Linked DNA regions of Homo sapiens: region 2 is linked to region 1. Evidence: read pairs that join two places in POLR2A ChIA-PET (ENCODE). Cell type or tissue: Caco-2. All regions are shown on one strand.

Evidence for each region. ChIA-PET counts read pairs that join two places held together with the same protein. Peaks named below come from ENCODE experiments on the same cell type or tissue, not always from the same donor. Only the 100,000 strongest peaks of a DNase experiment are listed, where the experiment ranks them.
Region 2: POLR2A ChIA-PET joins it to region 1 with 8 read pairs; 2 of 35 experiments call an interaction of 5 or more read pairs at or near these places.

Annotation. Positions count from the first base shown.
Region 1 is chr11:77,800,060-77,804,059 of GRCh38, reverse strand. All of the region lies in intron 1 of RSF1 (remodeling and spacing factor 1), which reads left to right. Among named protein-coding and RNA genes, the nearest start is that of RSF1, 19 kb to the left of the region's middle. In Caco-2, no CTCF peak of the experiment used is centred here; DNase peaks (open chromatin) are centred at 2,399 and 3,226.
Region 2 is chr11:77,704,170-77,708,169 of GRCh38, reverse strand. The region is part of intron 5 of RSF1 (remodeling and spacing factor 1); the gene reads left to right. Among named protein-coding and RNA genes, the nearest start is that of RSF1-IT1, 34 kb to the left of the region's middle. In Caco-2, no CTCF peak of the experiment used is centred here; a DNase peak (open chromatin) is centred at 2,439.

The sequences.
Region 1 (4,000 bases):
GTTGCTCTGTTGCCCAGGCTGCAGTACAGTGGTGCAACATGGCCCACTGCAGCCCTGAGCTCCTGGGCTCAAGCGATCCTCCTGCCAAGTAGGGGGGACTACAGGCACATGTTACCATGCCCAGTTAATTTAGTTATATTTTTCTAGAGATGGGGTCTCACTATGTTGCTCAGGCTGATCTTGAATTTCTGGCTTCAAATGATCCTCCTGCCTTGGCCTCCCAAAGCGCTAGGATTATAGGTGTGAGCCACCACACTTGGCCATGCATAACAGCTTTTTTTTGAGATGAAGTCTCACCCTGTTGCACACACTGGAGTGCAGTAGCGTGCTCTTGGCTCACTGCAACCTCCGCCTTCAGGTTTAAGCAATTCTCCTGCCTCAGCCTCCTGTGTACCTGGGATTACAGGTGCGCACCACCATGCCCGGCTAATTTTTGTATTTTTAGTAGAGACAGGGTTTCACCATGTTGGCCAGGCTGGTCTGGAACTCCTGACCTCAAGTGATCCACCCGCCTTGGCCTCCCAAAGTGCTGGGATTACAGGCATGAGCCACTATGCCCAGCCAACATAACAGTTTTTATTAGGGTATTTGTTTTGTGATAGAACTCACTCTTGACTAGGCACAGTGGCTCATGCCTGTAATCCCAGCACTTTGGGAGGCCGAGGTGGGTGAATCGCTTGAGCTCAGGAATTCAAGACTAGCCTGGGCAACATGTTGAAACCTGTCTCTACAAAAAATAAAAAAATTAGCTGGGTTTGGTGACATGCAACTGTAGTCCTGGTTACTTGGGGGACTGAGGCGGGAGGATCACTTGAGCCCAGGAGGTGGAGGCTCCAGTGAGCCATGGTTGTGCCACTGCACTCCAGCCTGGGGAACAAAGTGAGACCCTCTTTCAAAACAAACAACTCACTCTCTAGTTCCTATCCTGTCCCTGGAGGTTGGGCTGAAACTACGTGGCATAAAGCCCCTACCCTCTAATCTCACAATAGGTCCTTCTGGCATGGCTAGCCCCTATCCCGTCCCATTTGTTCATAGTATATAATGTCTTTCATATGTTGCTGAATTCAGTTTGCTAGGTTTTTGTTTGTTTGTTTTTTAGAGATGAGGCCTCACTCTGTCACCCAGGCTGGAGTGAGAGGCACTGGAGAGGCGCTATATATCATAGTTTGCTAGTACATTGTTGAAAGTTTTTTTCTTGTGATATCTTTTAAATGGTTTTGGTGGCTCACTCCTGTAATCCTAGCACTTTGGGAGGCCAAGGCGGATGGATCACCTGAGGTCAGGAGTTCGAGACCAGCCTGGCCAACATGCCAACATGGTGAAACCCTGTCTCTACTAAAAATACAAAATTAGCCAGGCGTGCTGGTGCGTGCCTGTAATCCCAGCTACTTGGGAGGCTGAGGCAGGAGAATCGCTTGAACCCAGGAGGCGGAGATTGCAGTAGGCTGAGATCGCGCCATTGCATTCCAGCCTGAGCAATAAGAGTAAAACTCTGTCTCAAAAAAAAAATTAATTAATTAAATGGTTTCAGTATTAAAGTAAATGAAAATTTGTTCCTTCTATCCACAGAATACTCTGACACCAAATTTGTGGTTTTTCCACACCAAGCAATTTTCCATTTCTCTGCACACACCAAGTGGGTGTATTAAAATTTAATTTGATTCTGACACTTACTACCTAGAGTTACCACAGTCCCACAAATTAAAGACTCAGACCCACAAGACTGCCTTCCCACTTTAGACATCAGTTGCAAGTATTGGGTTCCAAGGGTCCCCACACTTCTGTCTGACTTGACTACAAATTGGGGGTTCTCACAACTTCCTTCTTAGGTTCAATAACCTACTGTATTGGCTCACAAAACTCAGGGAAACACTTTACTTCTGTTTCAGCTTTATTATGGAGGTTATAAACGAGCAGCCAGATGAAGAGGTACGCTGGGTAAACAAGATCTGGAAGAGTCCCAAGTGCAGGCGCTTCTGTCCCCCAGCACATGAATGCATTCACCAACTCAGAAGCTGTCTAAATCCTAGTTTAGGGATTATTATTATTATTATTTTATAGAAATGGGGTCTCTCTCTGTTGCCCAGGCTGTTCTTGCATTCCTAGGCTCAAGCGGTCCTCCTGCCTCAGCCTCCCAAAGTACTGGGATTACAGTCATGAGCTACCATGCCCAGCCAGTTTAGGGATTTTTTTTTAATGGAGGTTTCATCATGTAGGCATGATTGATTGTTAACCCAGTCTCCAGACTCTCTTCGCTCTCTGGAGGAAGTGGATGGGGCTGAAAGTTCCAGGCTCTAGGCATGTAATCATGGCTTGGTCTTCCTGGTGACCAGTTCTCATTCTGAAGATTCCAGGAGCCCACCAAGAGTTGCCTCATTAGAACAAAAGAGGCTTCTATCACCCAGGAAATTCCACGGGATTTAAGAGCTCTGTGTAGACACGCATGTTACCCCATTGCTCAGGAAATTGCAAGGAATTTAGGAGCTCTGTGTCAGGAACCAGGTCCAAAGAGCACATATTAGAACAAAAGATGCTGCTAGTGCCCTATCACTCAGGAATTTACAAGGATTTTAGGAGCTCTGTGTCAGGAACTGTGGAGCAAAGATCGAATATGTATTTCTTCTTTTTTTGAGACGGAGTCTTGCTCTGTTTTGCCCAGGCTGGAGTGCAGTGGCAAGCTCTCAGCTTATTGCAGCCTCCGCCTCCTGGGTTCAAGTGATTCTCCTGTCTCAAACTCCCGAGTAGCTGGGACTACAGGCATGTGCCACCACACCCGGCTACTTTTGTATCTTTAGTAGAGTTGGGGTTTCACCATGTTGACCAGGCTGGTCTCAAAACTCCTGACCTCAGGTGATCCAGCCACCTTGGTGTCCCAAAGTGCTGGGATTACAGGTGGAAGCCACTGAGCCCAGCCCCAACCATGTATTCTTATATATACAAGGTAATCCTGGCCTTATAAAATGAATTGGGAAGTGTGGGAAGTGTTCTATCCTCTTCTGTGTTTTGGAGGAGTTTGAGAAGGATTGGAATTAATTCTTTTTTTTTTTGAGAGAGAGAGAGAAGGCCTGGCTCTGTTACCCAGGTTGGAGTGCGATAGTGCGATTATGGCTCACTGCCACCTTGACCTAGTGGGCTTAAGCAGTCCTCTTGCCTCAGCTTCCTGAGAACTTAGGGTGCACCATCACACTCAGCTAATTGAAGAGACAGAGTCTCACTGTAGCCCAAGCTGGAGTGCAGTGGTGCAATCATACCTCCCTTCAGCCTTGAAGTCTTGGGCTCAAGCTGTCTTCCCATCTCAGCCTGTTGTGTAGCTGGGAGTACAGGTGTTTGCCACCAAGCCTAGCTAATTTTGAGTGTTTTGTAGAGATAGTGTCTTGCTGTGTTGCCCAGGCTGGTCTCATACTCTTGACCTCAAGTGATCCTCTCCCTTCCAAAGTGCTGAGATGACAGGCATGTGCTGCCACACCCAGCTGGTGTTAATTCTTTTATAAATGTTTGGTAGAATTAGTGAAGCCATCTGGTACTGGGCTTTCTTTGTGGAAAATACTTTTTTCTTTTCTTTTTTTTTGAGACAGGTTCTTGTTTTGTTGCCCAGGCTGCAGTGCAGTGGTGTGATCTCAGCTCACTGCAACCTCTGCCTCCCGGGTTCAAATGATTCTCCTGCCTCAGCCTCCCGCAAAGCTGGGATTACAGGTGTGTGCCAATACACCTGGCTAAGTTTTGTATTTTTAGTAGAGGCGGGGTTTCACCATGTTGGTCAGGCTGGTCTCCAACTCCTGACCTCAAGTGATCCACCCACATCGGCCTCCCAAAGTGCTGGGATTACAGGTATGAGCCACTACGCCCTACCACAGCCAAATTTTTCCTAAACTTTATTTTTATTTATTTATTTATTTTTAGAGAATAGGGTCTTGCCACGTCACCCAGGTTGGATGGAGTGCAGTGGCTATTCACGGGAGCAATCGTAGGGCACTTTGGCCTTAAATTCCTGATCTAAAGT
Region 2 (4,000 bases), 96 kb after region 1:
GGGATTACAGGCGTGAGCCAACATGCCTGGCCAAGAGTACCTTTTCTGAAGTGCAGATCTGATTCTGTCACTCCACTCCCTGCATTAAACACACTGGGTTTCTTACTTATCTAGTTAAAAAGATATTACATGTTCACTATAGAAAACTTGGGAAAGTGTAAAGCAAAAAATAAAAATTAGTTGTTATCCTATTATCAAGATGCAACAATACTGTTAACATTGTGTTCTGTTTCTTTCTAGTCATTATTCTAGGCGTGGTTACAGATTTATTGGCTTATTTATGTGAATTAGGATTACATGAAAAATGAGTTTTATTTTCTACTTTTTGCACTTAGCATGCTACATGATAGTTTCACTGTCTTTGAAAAATTCTTTAATGAGGTTTCCAAGTGTAAAGCAGGCACTCAGTAAATATTTATTGAATAGTTATTGAATGGTTTTACCTAATTTATGCTAATACTACCAGTGTATGAGCATAATTCCTTCTGCCATATCTAGAAGCTTTGAACATTGTGACTAAATAAAAACTTTGCTGGTTGGTTAAATTAAAAATCTCACTGCTTTTTGAATTTTAATTTCTTTGATTACTAGTGGAGTTTGAACATTTCAGCCTCTGCATTGTTGGTTGACATCCATGGCTAATTTTGTTTTCGGATCTTTAGTTTTAGCTTATATTTTAAATGGTCTTTTAAGTAAATGCATTTATTAATCCTTCTTCAATGCAGTATACCTTAGCATCTGTTAAATGTATCATGTCCTTGCCCAAATCTCACTTTGTAGGTTGGTGAAATATGCTTCATAGAATTTTTAATTAAATATTGCTTTACAGTCTACATAAGACTTCCTGTTAGTAAAAGCTACCTCATGAAAAGTATTGATGTTATTTGCCAACATTTAGACTAGCTTTTGTTACCGTTTCAGTTATTCAATTTAGTCAGCACATGTTTGAGTGTCTTACTGCAGGTGAATAATCCATGATTTCTGCCCCAGAGTAGTTCATAAGACTGGTAGGATACATAGATTTGTAAATAAATAATTATAATTCTGGGCAGTAAGTGCTGCTATAGAAGTCTCTATAAAGCAATGTGCAAACACAAGAAAAGGAGCCGTTAATTCCTTATAGGGAAAGGATCAGATAAAATTATAAAATGGAGTGATATTGTAACTGGGCTTGAGGAAGGTAAGATCTTGCCTATAATATAATAATATTGGCAAACATTGAGTGCTTGCCTGGTATTACTCTTCTGAAGGCCTTATATGTAGTATTGTATGCAATCATTGGCAACCCAGGAGATTGTGCCTGTTATTTTAGTTGTTTTACAAATTAGGAAAGTGGGTGGAGGGTGGGAGGAGGGTCAGGATCAAAAAACTACATATCAGATACTATGTTTATTATTGCCTGGATGACAAAATAATCTGTATGTCAAACCCTCATGATACGCAATTTACCTGTATAACAAACCTGCGTACGTACCCTTGAACCTAAAGTAAAAGTTAAAAAAAAAAAATTAGGAAAGTGAGGAATCTTAAAAGGTACAAAATAGCAATTGCTTACTAGGCAGAGTTAACAGAGTAAAACAAAAAAGTGATGGCAGCTTTGGGAAACTGAATTTTCCGATGTGGCTGAAGTTTCTGGTAAAAAGATGGGGCCAAATAATTAATAATAGCTCCCAAGTACTGTGTAAAAGTACTTTGCATGCTCCATTTTCAAAAAGTCCCCTAAGATAAAAAGAAAAAAAAATCCTCACAGCTCCTCCTTGAGGTATAGATATTTATGTTTCAGTTTTAAAGAGCTTAGAGTCTAAAGAGACTTAGAAAGTTTCAAGTAATTTTCTAAAGGTCCCACAGCTGGCCAAGGTGGAGGTGACACAAGAGCGTTAAGGTTTGTCTGACTCTTTGAGAGTCTTAATTTTTTTTTTTTTTTTTTTTGGAGACAGAGTCTCACTCTGTCGCCAGGCTGGAGTGCAGTGGGGCAATCTCAGCTCACTGCAGCCTCTGCCTCCCGGGTTCAAGCCATTTTCCTGCCTCAGCCTCTCGAGTAGCTGGGACTACAGGCTCACACCACCCCACCCTGCTAATTTTGTATCTTTAGTAGAGACAGGGTTTCACCGTGTTGACCTTTGTGATCTGCCCACCTTAGCCTCCCAAAGTGCTGGGATTACAGGCGTAAGCCACTGCACCTGGCTGAGAGTCTTAATTTTTAATGAAATAGTTCAAATAAAAAATAGTATAAAACACTTGTATATCCAACATTTTATTTGTGTGGTGGGTTTTTTTGTTGGTTTGTTGGGTTTTTTTGTTTTTTTGGTTTTTTTTTGAGACAGGGTCTTGCTTTGTCGCACCAACAAGAATGTAGTGAGTCATAGCTCACTACAGCCTTGACTTCCTGGGCTCAAGCAATCCTCCCACGTAGCTGGGACCACAGCTCCTTCTCCAGGTATTGTGTATAGAATCTGGACCCAAAGAAGGGAAAAGGGCAAAAGGCACCAGTCAGCTGACTCCCTTCTCACCCACGACTTCCTCATACATGTCATTGGTCATAACTGGATCACATGACTCACAGCTTTAAGGTGTTTGAGGAGGCAAGTGCCTTCCTGAACAAAATAAGTTCTGTTTGTAAAAAGGAAGAGGAGAATAGATAATCGGCAGGCAACTCAGTGTCTTCTACTGTTAACTTTTATAGAATATTCAATGTATCATTACAGAGTGATTCTGCTAGGGGTGGTGGAGAAAGCACATAATAAGTGATCAATAAATATTTGTTGAGTAAATGAATGAATCACCTTTAAAAACCCACAGTAGCTACCACTTCTCTTGAGTCACCTCATTTGTGAAGAAATGTGATGCTGTGTTTCAATTTTTGGAGTGAATTTTTCCTTTGGTCACTTCAAATTTTATGCCTTTTAAACTCATTTATGTGCTCTTTTACAACTTTCTTTTGACAAACTTTGGGAAAATGCTTGTGTAACTGACCTTTTTACTAATTATTATAGTGCTTAAAGGTTCATATTCTGTCCTAGTTCTTCCTTCCTCTACACTATTTTGGAAACATATTTATTTAATTTAGAGGAGCTAGAATATTAATTGTTGTCATTTTTTTCTCTTAAAAGAACCAAGCCGGCCAGGCATGGTGGCTCACACCTGTAATCCCAGCATTTTGGGAGGCCAAGGTGGGCGGATCACCTGCAGTCAGGAGTTCGAGACCCGCCTGACCAACATGGAGAAACCCCGCCTCTACTAAATATACAAAATTAGCCGGGCGTAGTGGTGCATGCCTGTAATCCCAGCTACTGGGAGGCTGAGGCAAGAGAATCGCTTGAACCCAGGAGACGGAGGTTGTGGTGAGCTGAGATCATGCCATTGCACTCCAGCCTGGGCAACAAGAGCGAAACTTCGTCTCAAAAAAAAAAAAAAAACCAAGGCAAACACACAAAAAACCAAAGAATTTAACATTTTTAGAATAAAAGAAATATGACACCAGCGAAGAATAATAGTTGAGGTTATTTAGTCCAGCTGCTTTATTTATAGATGAAGAAAGATCAGTGAGTTTGTGACACACCCAAAGATGCATCACTAGCTAAATTAGTGTTAGTGAACCTGGGAATCTTGAACCTAATGTCATTTCTTGTTTTATTTTGCTATGTTGTTACTCAAACCAAGATCAGTTACCTTCGAATGAAAACATGGAGAAATCTGAAGAAACTGAGAAACTTAATTTTACGTTGGATCAGGGTCATGATGAAATCTTTAGATACTTTCTGAACCATAGAATAGGGATAAAAAATATTAACTTGTGTTTAGCCACACTTAGTATTGGGTTGAAGGTTTTTTTGTTTTGTTTGTTTGTTTCTATTTTTTGAGACAGGATCTCACTCTGTCACCCAGGCTGGAATGTATCCAGGCTGGAATGTGGTGGCATGATCAGGGATCAGGGTTAACCTTGAACTCCTGGGCTCCAGTGATCCTTCCACCTCAGCCTACCCAGTAGCTGGAACTACAA